Regions from separate parts of the Homo sapiens genome. Here region 1 is linked to region 2. A link is a loop called in an ENCODE intact Hi-C map of the cell type or tissue named here. Cell type or tissue: PC-9. All regions are shown on one strand. Each heading gives the region's core, and the rest is flanking DNA. Links, peaks and the distances in the headings are about the cores only. Region 1 overlaps LOC112268135 (a long non-coding RNA gene). Region 2 has its middle 170 kb from the start of GZMB.

Region 1 (5,384 bases), core at 273-5,272, 590 kb after region 2:
CAAAAGTCTTCCAGAGGGATATATACTAAGAAGATTTCCAAAGTGACTTGACCTTGGGCTTTTCTTCATGGGTTTGAATGGAGGGTTCCTGACATAAAAGCCCACTTTTTTTTTGCTCTAAGCACAGAGAGATGTTTTTCCTCTCTGCCTCTTTCCTGGAGATTCTGTTCTGAAGCAAATATGAATAGCTTTTTATACTATGTGCCTGCCTGCTTGCAGAGCCCCCCCCAAAAAAGAGAAATATAGTCAAAGCTAGTTTCCTGGCTCATTCTGAAAGTTCACTCAGCACTGCAAGGATTAGCCACCTATAAGCTGAGTAACCATACACAAACCTCAATACCTCTCTGAATTTCTGCTTCCTTCCTTGACACTTCATCCAAAGCAGTTAAGGGAATGCAAGTACTGCTAATAAACCCTGACTGTTGTACCTTTCCTAGGGGAACTAGAAAAATAAGTCTTTCGTGCCAAAAGAAAAAAATCTTCTAGAGGTTGATTTTTAGGCATTTTGTCAGACAAGAATAAGCTTGTTTGAAAATAAATGGGTTAACAGAGAGTTCCAAATTCCCATAGAACAATATCACATAGTGAACTGCTTTATCTCTCTACTCTTCAACTGGGCCTTTGGTGAACTTTGGTTTCCTAGTCTCTTCTCTAGAAAGGGATGCCCAACAATATCTTGCTGACTAAAGAGTCAAACGAGGACATGCAAACCCAATTAGTACTCACCCCTTCCGAAAAGGGCCATCTGGAGGCTCAAATCTTGTGTCTTAAAAAATTGGCAGCTTTCTTCTTAGAAAACTACATTTGGTGGTGTTTAAAGAATTCATCCAATGTGGCTTGAGTTTTATGGAGCTCTAAACATTTGAGCAATATTTGGGAAAATGGCAAGCTTAAAATGTTTCTGAGTAAATCTACAGCTATAGTTTTTTTTCCCCCACTCCTGAGTCCTAAGGATGAGTTTTCTGAGTAAAAATGGAATTATAGATGGACTAAACAACTAAATAAAACCTTCGGCTTTGTGGAAAACTTCCAGGGTAAGTTAAACAGTCCATTTAAATTATTTAATGCTCCTTATATAACTAAATTTTTATGTATGGCACCTATGACCTTTACTGTGTAATGTCTTGACAAGATAAGCTACTAGAAAAATAACTCAGTGAGGAGTGAATGTTTATAAGAATTTTTAATTGCAAAGAAGCACAAGGGTCTTTGCTTTGAGGACAAAGGGTTATTGAGAGGTCACCTGTGTATTTTCTTAAGAATCTTAAAAGTCCACCTGTATTGAATTTTTTAAAGCCCTCTATTCATGTGGAGATCTATCTGCAAACCTCATGGTTAAGTCCAGATTTGAAAAATAGAATGCCTACATTTAGGATCAGGAGGTAAAATGAGATAAAGTGAAATAAAATAAATTTGAGGGGAGCACAAGTTTTTACTTTGTCATTCTCTGAAATACCTATAGTTACTACGGAACTATGAATTCTTGGAGACCCCTAAGGCATTTTAAAGTGTGTTCACTAAATTCATTTGAAGCATAAAAGGTAGAAATTTCATCAACCTTCCTCAGTTTTCTGCTCTACAACCAACACTCAAGACTTCTACATTTCCTCGTTACTGGTTACCATACTCATCGTAAGTGTGCCCATGCCACTAGTGCTTAAGTGTGTCCCTCTTCAAAGCATGAACAAGGTATTCCTTGTTTCCCGAGAACTGTGTGTGTTTATGGGGGAGAGGCAGCAGTATTTAAAGGACATGAGGGGACATTTCTCATTCATCCAGGAACTACTGTGTCTGGGAGGGGGGTGAAGGGTGCCGCAACAACTTTAAGGTTAGTTCTAAGCTTCACAGAAGCATCCCTGGTGCCATCAGTGACGCAGGGAGACTAGTGTTATTGTTGAGGTCACCAATCCATTAGCTACAGAGATAGTCTTGTAGGTGAGAAGTTCAGCTACTTTTCACTTGACTCCAGTTTCTTCTGCTTCTAGCCACAGATACGGTGACTTTCACCCTCACTTAGCTCTTGTTGAGTGGTACGAAATTTAAGGAGGTAACCTGTCTGGGTACTAGATATGCTGATTTCCCTCTTCTTTTATTACTTTAGTGACATGGGAGGTAGGGTTGACGTGAGCTGTAAGAACTGAATAGGTCTGAAAGGATCACTTCCACATGGTAGAATGCTGGCTATGCAGGGTTCAATCGGGACAGCAGCAGAAAATGAAGTATTCTGGTGATATATGATTTTTTTTTTCCTTAAATCAAGACCACAATTTGCCGTTGGTGAACTTTGACTGATGTGTTATGTAAGCATCCAGATTTCTATTAAGATGGCATAGGACAATTATATCAAATTATAAGAGGACCAATTTTAGTCATTTGATTGTTGTGAAGATAGGAAATGAAACTTCGCGTTGACTACTGATAAGAAAGAGTGCCATCTAGAGGCGCTGCCTAGAACTCCACCTTATTCTCAAGAATCATCCTTCAATGTGACCTTCAGCTGTGTTGCTCTATAACTGTGGCGCTGAAGATTGATAATGAGCGAAAGGGAGAAGTACGCGCTGCCATATGGCAATAGACTCAGATATTATAAGGACTAAATTGTGTTGACACAAAGTGAGGGCTTGGTCCTTACTTCGTTCCTAAATAATGCCCTTTCTCCATCTTTCCAGGGATGCATCTAGTCACTTGACAGCTTTTATAGTACGGTAGTTTGCCTTTAGTCTTTATATTTTAAAGTTTTTTTTTCTATAACAGAAATAAAATGCTTAGAAATCATATTATTTTTCCTTTGTTAGGAAAAGTAAGTTGGTCAGGTGATTACATCGTCGTTTTTTTAAAGCTCTAAGAGGAGAAACTGGAAAATAAAGAGCAACATGGGAGGTGCAATGCCATCTCTCATTCTACTTTGACACATTTAATTTGACTAATTGTTAAGCCAGGCTCCTTAATCTTCCTGAGGATTAGTTTCTTTCCCCCATACTGAATCATACTACTTAATAGTATTAAAATAATTCCCAACCTAGTGCTGATGTTTGCTTTACAATCTTCAGGACCACAGTAAACCACAGATTTGGATAAGAGACCAGAAAGAGGTTCGAAGTCACACATGTCACCATTATCATGCTATAGATATGTGGCAGGATTTTCCTACGAAACCAAATAATACATCAATAATGACTTCACCATTATTCTGATAATATGATGGTTAACAACACGTGAAATAGTGGCCAAGGTAAAAATTAACCCCCATTCCCCGCGAAAGAAACACAAATGAAGTTGGCAGTAGACCCTGAAGTCTAGAGTCCTTGACTAACAAACTACTTCTAAAATGAATGGCTTTCTCTGCAACAGAGAAAACAGGCAGGTGTGTTTCAATTAAATATCTGCAGTATTGGATGTTTCTGTTGTGACTTTCACATAGGAAGTTTGGACAAATGCCTTTGTTCTTTGGGAAAAGTCTGGTTCTTACGGTAGATATTTCTGGATTCTGCTGTGATAGGTGAGCTAGAGTGAAGCAGTGAAGACTCCACAATTTTCAATGATAATCTTTTTGAAATTTGTTCAGGATGATCCACACCCCTCGAGATGGTGATTACTGGTATTTGGCTTACCAATGACACGTTAAAAAATGATTGTATCATTTGTCTCCAAACTTCAGTCACCAATGGTAAAAGCTCAGTTTGTTTGCCTCCTTCTTGCAGTTAATTAAAAAGAGGATTTTTATAGCCTCAAGTGTAGTGTAATTTATAACAGGCATTTCTTCCTCCTGTTTTTAATTACCATCTTTGCATGGTGATGTTGGACCTTTTCCCTTTTATTGACTACTAATGCATAGTTTCCCGAGACCAGCTCTATGGCTGTTAATTAGAAAATAAAGAAATTTTATTTATTTTTAACCACTTTCAGCTAGGCAGAAGAGTAGAATTGTCTGATGGGGGTTCATTTCCCCTTTATTTTTCCCCATTAAAAAGGCTATCTTCCCTATCAAATAATGTTTTCTACTCCAAAATATGTTATGGATAAAAGTTTAAGAAGACTGGAATGTGTGTCCAAATCTAAGTTATAATTCTTTTGTCACCCTGACTATTGCATTGCGTAGGCAAAAACGCAGAGTTTTTCAGTGCTCCCAGAAGAACTCTTGGCATTTCTAATTCATTGAATAAATACATGAATGTATTTCTTTGCTTGCTGATCAATATAACCCGATTCATGGAGGAGTGGAGAAAAGAAAAGCAAGAAGCAAAACAATAGTTACTTAGATATTTTGGGAATCTAGAGTTTCAAATAATTGAAACACTGGAGTAAATTCCTTGGTGTCAGCTTTGTGCAGCAAGTGTTAAATGGGTGTGTGCAATCAGTAGAAAGGGGTACTGCCACAGCTTGGCCATTGGCCTGTCTATTTACTTCAAGTTTAGAAGTGGAGCTGGAAAAAGTTTCAGAGGAGAGAATAATAGCACTGTCAGTCCAGGATATAGGGCTGCAAGTCTCTGATATTTGTATGCTTTCTTTTTTATTCTTTCCTTCCTTTAGAAATAAAGAATAAACCCAAAATGGCAGAGGAATTTGCTTTTTATTCCCACAACCATATCCCAAAGCAATCTTATAAAAATAAGGTAAATTCATCTTTAAGTGATAAATGCAACTGATTACTAGGATAGAATTGCCCATATTTCATGGAGCAATTGGAAAGATTACATTTTTAATTTAATCACTATAATCTACAGATACTATTTTTCCACTTTAGAGATTTTAAAAAATTAGTGAGTGGCAGAGCTAAAAGTCCAATCAGCCTTGTCTACTTGCAAGGCCTTTTCTTTCTCTTGCTGTACGGCTGAGATCACAGGTGTGAGCAAACCTTGAATGGCTTCATTTCCTTTCTCCTTGGGAAGGTAAAATCAAGTTAAGACTTCACCTTGCCTGAGCTTCATTGGTAGAGTCACAAATGTGAGCCCGACAATGGCAAGTGGAGCTGTTTGGAGCCCCCAAGGTAGAGCTAGGTGGCTTGGAACATCTCCACTATGCAGGTTTGCTCAGCAGCCATAGCGAGCTATAGATGGGAAGAGATGCTCGTCCTTTTCTCTTTCAAGCAGATCTTTAGGCCACACGTGTCTGTGGCAGCATTCACTTTCAAAAGCACATTCTTACTTTCTAATGAGAATAGAGAGCTTCAGTCTCTAAAATCCTGTGGATAGTTTTTATCTTAATGTTCTTAACATGTTGTATTCTGTACTTATGGTACCAGCATCCCAATGATGTCCTAACTCTGTGCTTCAAACATCAAAGGCAATGTAACTGAAATCTGATGCTTAGATTTTAGGGATGCACTAAGATCTGTAGACACGATTGAACAAACTAATGGGCTTGGTGGGAAGAAATCCTGGCAA
Region 2 (5,384 bases), core at 277-5,276:
AAATACAAAAATAAGCTGGGCGTGGCAGCGGGTGCCTGTAATCCCAGCTACTAGGGAGACTGAGGCAGGATAATCGCTTGAACCCGGGAAGCAGAGGTTGCAGTGAGCTGAGATTGCGCCGTTGCACTCCAGCCTGGGTAAAAGAGTAAGACTCTGTCTCAAATAAATAAATAAATAAATAAATAAATAAATCAATCAATCAATGAATGAAAATTTAGGCCAACGTCTCTTGTGGGTTTGCTTATGGAATTAAGGTCTGTGGGAAGCGCTAGAAGCCGTCATCTGTTGACAGACTGTTGGATGGGTTTGAATGGCTTCCAAAGTAGATTCAGCACTTTCTCCTCCTTCCCCTTTCCTGCCGCTCATGCTTTGTAAGGATAATGTTCGTTAGAGCTCCCATCTACCCCTCATGTGGAAACCTCAGCCTCTTTCTGCCTTCCTTCCCCTCATCCCACCTCAGCAGAGAGGAATTGAACAAAGAGAGAAGCAGGACAGGGAACTGCAGGAAGCCTGGCTGGGGCGGGGGGCCACTGGTTCGCACTCCTTCCACCTGTGGTGTCCACATCCAGCAGATTGGGCGGGTGGTAGGTGCACAAGGGCAACCTTACGTAGGGAGGGTGGCTCAGCCACCATGGAGGGTCATGGGGGAGCCAGAGGGCAGAAACATGAAGTAGACGGCTTAGACCAGCTCAGCATTAGACTGAGGGGAGACAGTTACGCCTTCTTCCCGTCCTTCCTTCTGCTGTTTCCACAGGGAAAGTGAGGCCAGGCTGGGCAACCCCACAGGGCAGCAGAGAGCTGGCAGCTGGGTCTTCCCTAGTCAGGATGACAGTGCTGCTCTCAGGGAGTGGTGTTGAGGTGAGCCGAGTTTTACCTGAAAGGATGGCCTTGGATCGCATCTTTCCATGCGTATCCTGTCTCCCTGGGATAACTGAGTCACCATTACTTCCACTTTTACCCAGTGAATTCCCAAAACTTTGGCCATTGCTGTGGCCCCTCTATGTGACTCTTACATTAGGTGACCAGATGTAAGGACCTGAGTGTGCCTCACTTCAGTCCCCATGCTGGGGGAGAGGATGTCCACTCTCCCTGGCTGCTTTCTAAAATTTTGTTGTTTTTGATAACTGTTCCCAAGTGGGTAGAGATCAGTTTCTCCAACAGTATGTCAGACTCTGAAGAGTTGTCAGTGGCCCTGGGGTGGACTGTGTACAGGCTGACAGTCTGGCACCACACTCTCCCTCAACCCCTGGAATGCTCTGAATCTCCCCCTCCCCGGGGTGGTCTCCAGTCCAGCTGTCTCTTTCCCCGAGCAGGTTGGAACTGTCTTCTACTATTGCCTTTGTTCTACTTCCCATGCTGGCAAATAGAGTCCAAGTGTCATGAGGTTTTTTCCTTTGAGGGGGAGAAGGAAGTTATGATACCATCTAGTACTTCAGGGATGAGCTTGTAGGGGAAGGGGTGGTGGTAGATAAGGGAATCCTCTAAATGTTGAGTGGGACCAGTGAAAGATGCAGGTTTTAGTGAGTAATACACACCTCCTCAGCACTTTGGACTTCCCAGAGCTCTTTCACATTCCACAACCCACTTCACTCACCAGGCCTCTGAGGCAGGCAGGGTGGGGACGATTTTCCTGTGCAACACAAAGATCCAAATACAGATTAAACTGTATCATTTGCTTAAGAACACAAAGCTAGTGACAAAGCCAGGAGGCTCTCTGCTAGAAAGGATCCTAGCTAATTTACTTTTACAAAAAGAAATTTGCAAACTGGCTGCAATGGCTCATGCCTATAATCCCAGCACTTTGGGATGGGAAGCAGGAGGATCACTTGAGGCCAGGCAGGAGCGTAATGCACAGTGCAATATATAGAGGAGTAGAGTTTGAGATTTTGGTTGGGGCAGCTCCACTGTTATAAGTAGCATGATCCCCCTTGCTTGGACTGTCCTTTACAAATGACCTAATAATAATGTTGGTCATTAATAGCATCATGGCAAATATGGGAGAACATGGTATGCTGACAACATAGTATTTCTGAGACCTTCCTTTTAGCTGAACGCCTCAAGATGCTTCCAGAAAAGGTACGTTATTACAAATTTACACATTAGTGAGATGTTAGTTACTTCCTTTTTTCTCTTAGAGCTATTTTCATTCTAGACCCAGGTTCAGTTTGTGGAGTAAATGGTTCTCTTTAAATTACTGTCAACTTAAGTCATTTGGGAGTGGCTTATTTTTGAGAAAGGCCTTCCCAGCATCTTTGGAATCACACCAATATATCTGTATAACAACCTTAAACATTGTTTTTCAAGGGGAGTATGAATTATTGTCCAAAGGACATGTCACATCATCTCCCAGATCATAAAACCATTCATTTCCATCCCCATAGTTGATGACAGACATGGAGGCCAATTTGTCTCACTTCTCTCTTTTGCGAATTTAGCCTTTTTGGAATTTTTTCCAGAAAGTGCCCAACACTGGGCGCCTGTAGTCCAGGAGTCTCTCCTTTATCCCAGAGCTGGTATCTATGGAATGTCAAGGGGTCTTCATCCCTGGGCCATAAAAATGAGTGCATCTCGGTACAATAATGTCTGCCCCGTGTGCCCTGTGCTTACGTGAATTTAAGGAGGGTTTGTCTGTTCTACCAGCCAGCAGCACAGTGCGGCAGGCATCCAGGCCTGTAAAGTTTACTGCTTTGTTCTGGGTCCGTTACAGGGAAGTAGCCCACTGCCAAGCTGACATACATGGAGCCCTTATGTGGCAGGCACGGGGCTAAAGGTTTTACATTCATTATTTCATCAGTCCTTACAATGATCACCCCCATTTGAAAGAAAACAGGCACAGAGAGAGTCAGTAACGTTCTCAAGGCCTCACACGTGGTAAAATTGGAGCTGGATTTCACAGCAGGGCAGGTGAACCTAGGTCTTCATCCTAAATACAATGCAATGCTGCCTCCAGGAAATCACCGCAAGGGGGCTCCCTGTCCTCGTCCATGCCTGTTAAAAGGAGCTGTGTTTTATTTTTCCACTCCAGGAGGTGCCAGGTAGGGCACAATTCATACATTCTTATTTTCCTTCTGTTCAAATGCCAAGGCTCCTTCAGTATTGGAAAGTTTCGGACCAATGTAAATGTGTTTGCCAGTATTAGTCACTGTATCTCCAGGTCTAAAAACACAAAACATCCCCTGAAAGAAGCCACTGTACTATGAATAAAATGACATGTTTAATAGTAGAAACCGGATTTACCTTCCTGGGGCAGTAAAACAAAGGAATTGTTTTAAGGAAAGCTAACAGAACGCTTGAGGCTTCAATCACTAAGGATGCAGTGTTACAATTAAGGGATTTTCTTCAGATACTATGGATCATCCAAGCCATGTTTTAAATCGCAGGGTTAAGCTCAGAGAACCCAAGGGCTCATTTTTCTTCTTTCCATGTCATCTGACAAAGTGGCAAAGCAATTGTGATACAATGTTGTGGGACAAAGGCTCCATATCTAAGGTTGACAAGTGACACCTGGGACTTGCAGGGCTAGAAATTCCTGTCCAGCTCTTGACACATATAAGTCTGGATGTGTGATGAGGCCGGGAGCCATAGAAACAGGCATCCTTGGGTTGGCTGAGTATGCAAAAGACAGGAAAATAATGTACAAAAATATCTTCACTTTTTCTGAGAAAATCAGTAGCATTTAAAACGTCTAACAGACAAAATGTGAGAGCAATAATAATACACATCGGCAAACAACTCAGCATCACGTAGGTCTGTCCATTAGTCCCTGTGTGCTGAAGGAGGCAAGGCAGCTTTGCCTCATCGAACTATGTCCATCAGTGGCCAGTGAGATGGACCACGGGAGCAGACACTGTTATGCCCAGGGTCATGACTTATGAGCAGAAAGAAGAAAATGTAGCAGAAAACTTTAGGGGAGGGAGAGAGATGGGAAGTGAAAGTACAACTCTGGAAATCCTGATGAGGATTCCAGATGAGGCTCAAGGGAGAATTCCAGATGAGGCTCAAGGGAGAATTCCAGATGAGGCTCAAGGAAGGTTCCAGATGAGGCTCAAGGAAGGTTCCAGATGAGGCTCAAGGGAGAAAATAAAATGGGGGTTAAGGCAGGTTACACTATAGTAGTAATAGAGCTTAAATGCACATTATATTTAATTTTCTTGACAGCTTTTTTTTTTGAGACAAGATCTTGCTCTGTCACCCAGGCTGGAGTGTAGTGGCACAATCACGGCTCACTGCAGCCTCAACATCCCAGGCTCAAGTGATCCTCCCACCTCAGCCTCCTCAGTAGCTGGGACTACAGGTGTGCACCACCAGGCTTGGCTATTTTTTGTAGAGATGGGGTTTCACCATGTTGCCCAAGCTGGTCTCGAACTCTTGGACTCAAGTGTTCTGTCCACCTCAGCCTCTCAAAGTGCTGGGATTACGTGCATGAGCCTGGCCCTCGACAGCTTTAATTTGCTGGTTTAAAATCTAGTAAATATCTGGGGAAGCCAGGTGCCCGGTCATCCCAGACCTGCTGGAATTTTTTTTTTTTCTTTAGAAAACACAACATGACCAAGGACATCAAAATGGCAAGTTTGGGAGTAAATGTATATTTCTAAAAACTCCCCAATTGGTTGTGGCAGGCAGCCAGGGTGGAGGAACTGCTCTAAGAAGCCACTGTAAACCAACACTTTATTTATGGGTAATGCCTTAGGGAGAGCTAAAGCAGGATTTAAGAAGGGCCAGGAAGCAAGGAGAAGGACATGGACAGGAGAAAGAAGACTGTTCAAAAGGTTGGGGCGAAGGTATAAATGAAGGCAAATTTAGCATCAGCTTGGCTTGGTTACACAAAACCATTTTAGATGTATTTTCTAGATTTTAAGAAAGCAAACCACAAGAAAACCCGTCCTTTGCACCATCTTGTTAAAGAGGACTGTTAGTTAGCGCATTCACATTTAGAGAACATGAGACTTGCCTTGTGGGTGGGATGTGTCCTTTTTCCATGTCTCTTACATCTTTGCTTATCTTCATGCTCTGATAATGGTCCACCTGTGGCACTGCCACAATTTCACTGGCACTAGGAAGTACTGTCCCCTGCCCACCCATGCCAAGATAGGCAGGAAGTTGGCATAAAGTGACTCAGGGGGCTATGCAGGAGCAGCGCACAGCTCTCTTCTCCATGCCTGCCGAGCGTGCTTATGTGAACATGCATACGTACATCCGGCTACCACACAAGTTAGCCTATGAAAGGCACACAGAATGGGTGGCAACAGAAAACAATACTCAGACATTTGCATCTTGAAATTTATTTCGGGTGTTTTCCACCATGCCTCCCCTTCTGTTCCCCCACATCTGCCCCAATCTGCTTGTTTAGGCAGATGATTATGATAAGTCAATCGTTTTTCCTA

What was found. Hi-C counts contacts between places; a loop is a spot of excess contacts. Peaks named below come from ENCODE experiments on the same cell type or tissue, not always from the same donor. Only the 100,000 strongest peaks of a DNase experiment are listed, where the experiment ranks them.
Region 1: a loop joins it to region 2, with 12 times the contacts of the local background. A loop is called at or near these places in 6 of 110 quality-filtered maps.

Annotation. Positions count from the first base shown.
Region 1 is chr14:25,398,371-25,403,754 of GRCh38, forward strand. All of the region lies in intron 2 of LOC112268135 (a long non-coding RNA gene), which reads left to right. Among named protein-coding and RNA genes, the nearest start is that of LINC02286, 240 kb to the left of the region's middle. In PC-9, for the core only: a CTCF peak has its summit at 2,440 (motif pointing left); no DNase peak of the experiment used is centred there.
Region 2 is chr14:24,803,443-24,808,826 of GRCh38, forward strand. No RefSeq gene overlaps it. Among named protein-coding and RNA genes, the nearest start is that of GZMB, 170 kb to the left of the region's middle. In PC-9, for the core only: a CTCF peak has its summit at 2,976 (motif pointing right); no DNase peak of the experiment used is centred there.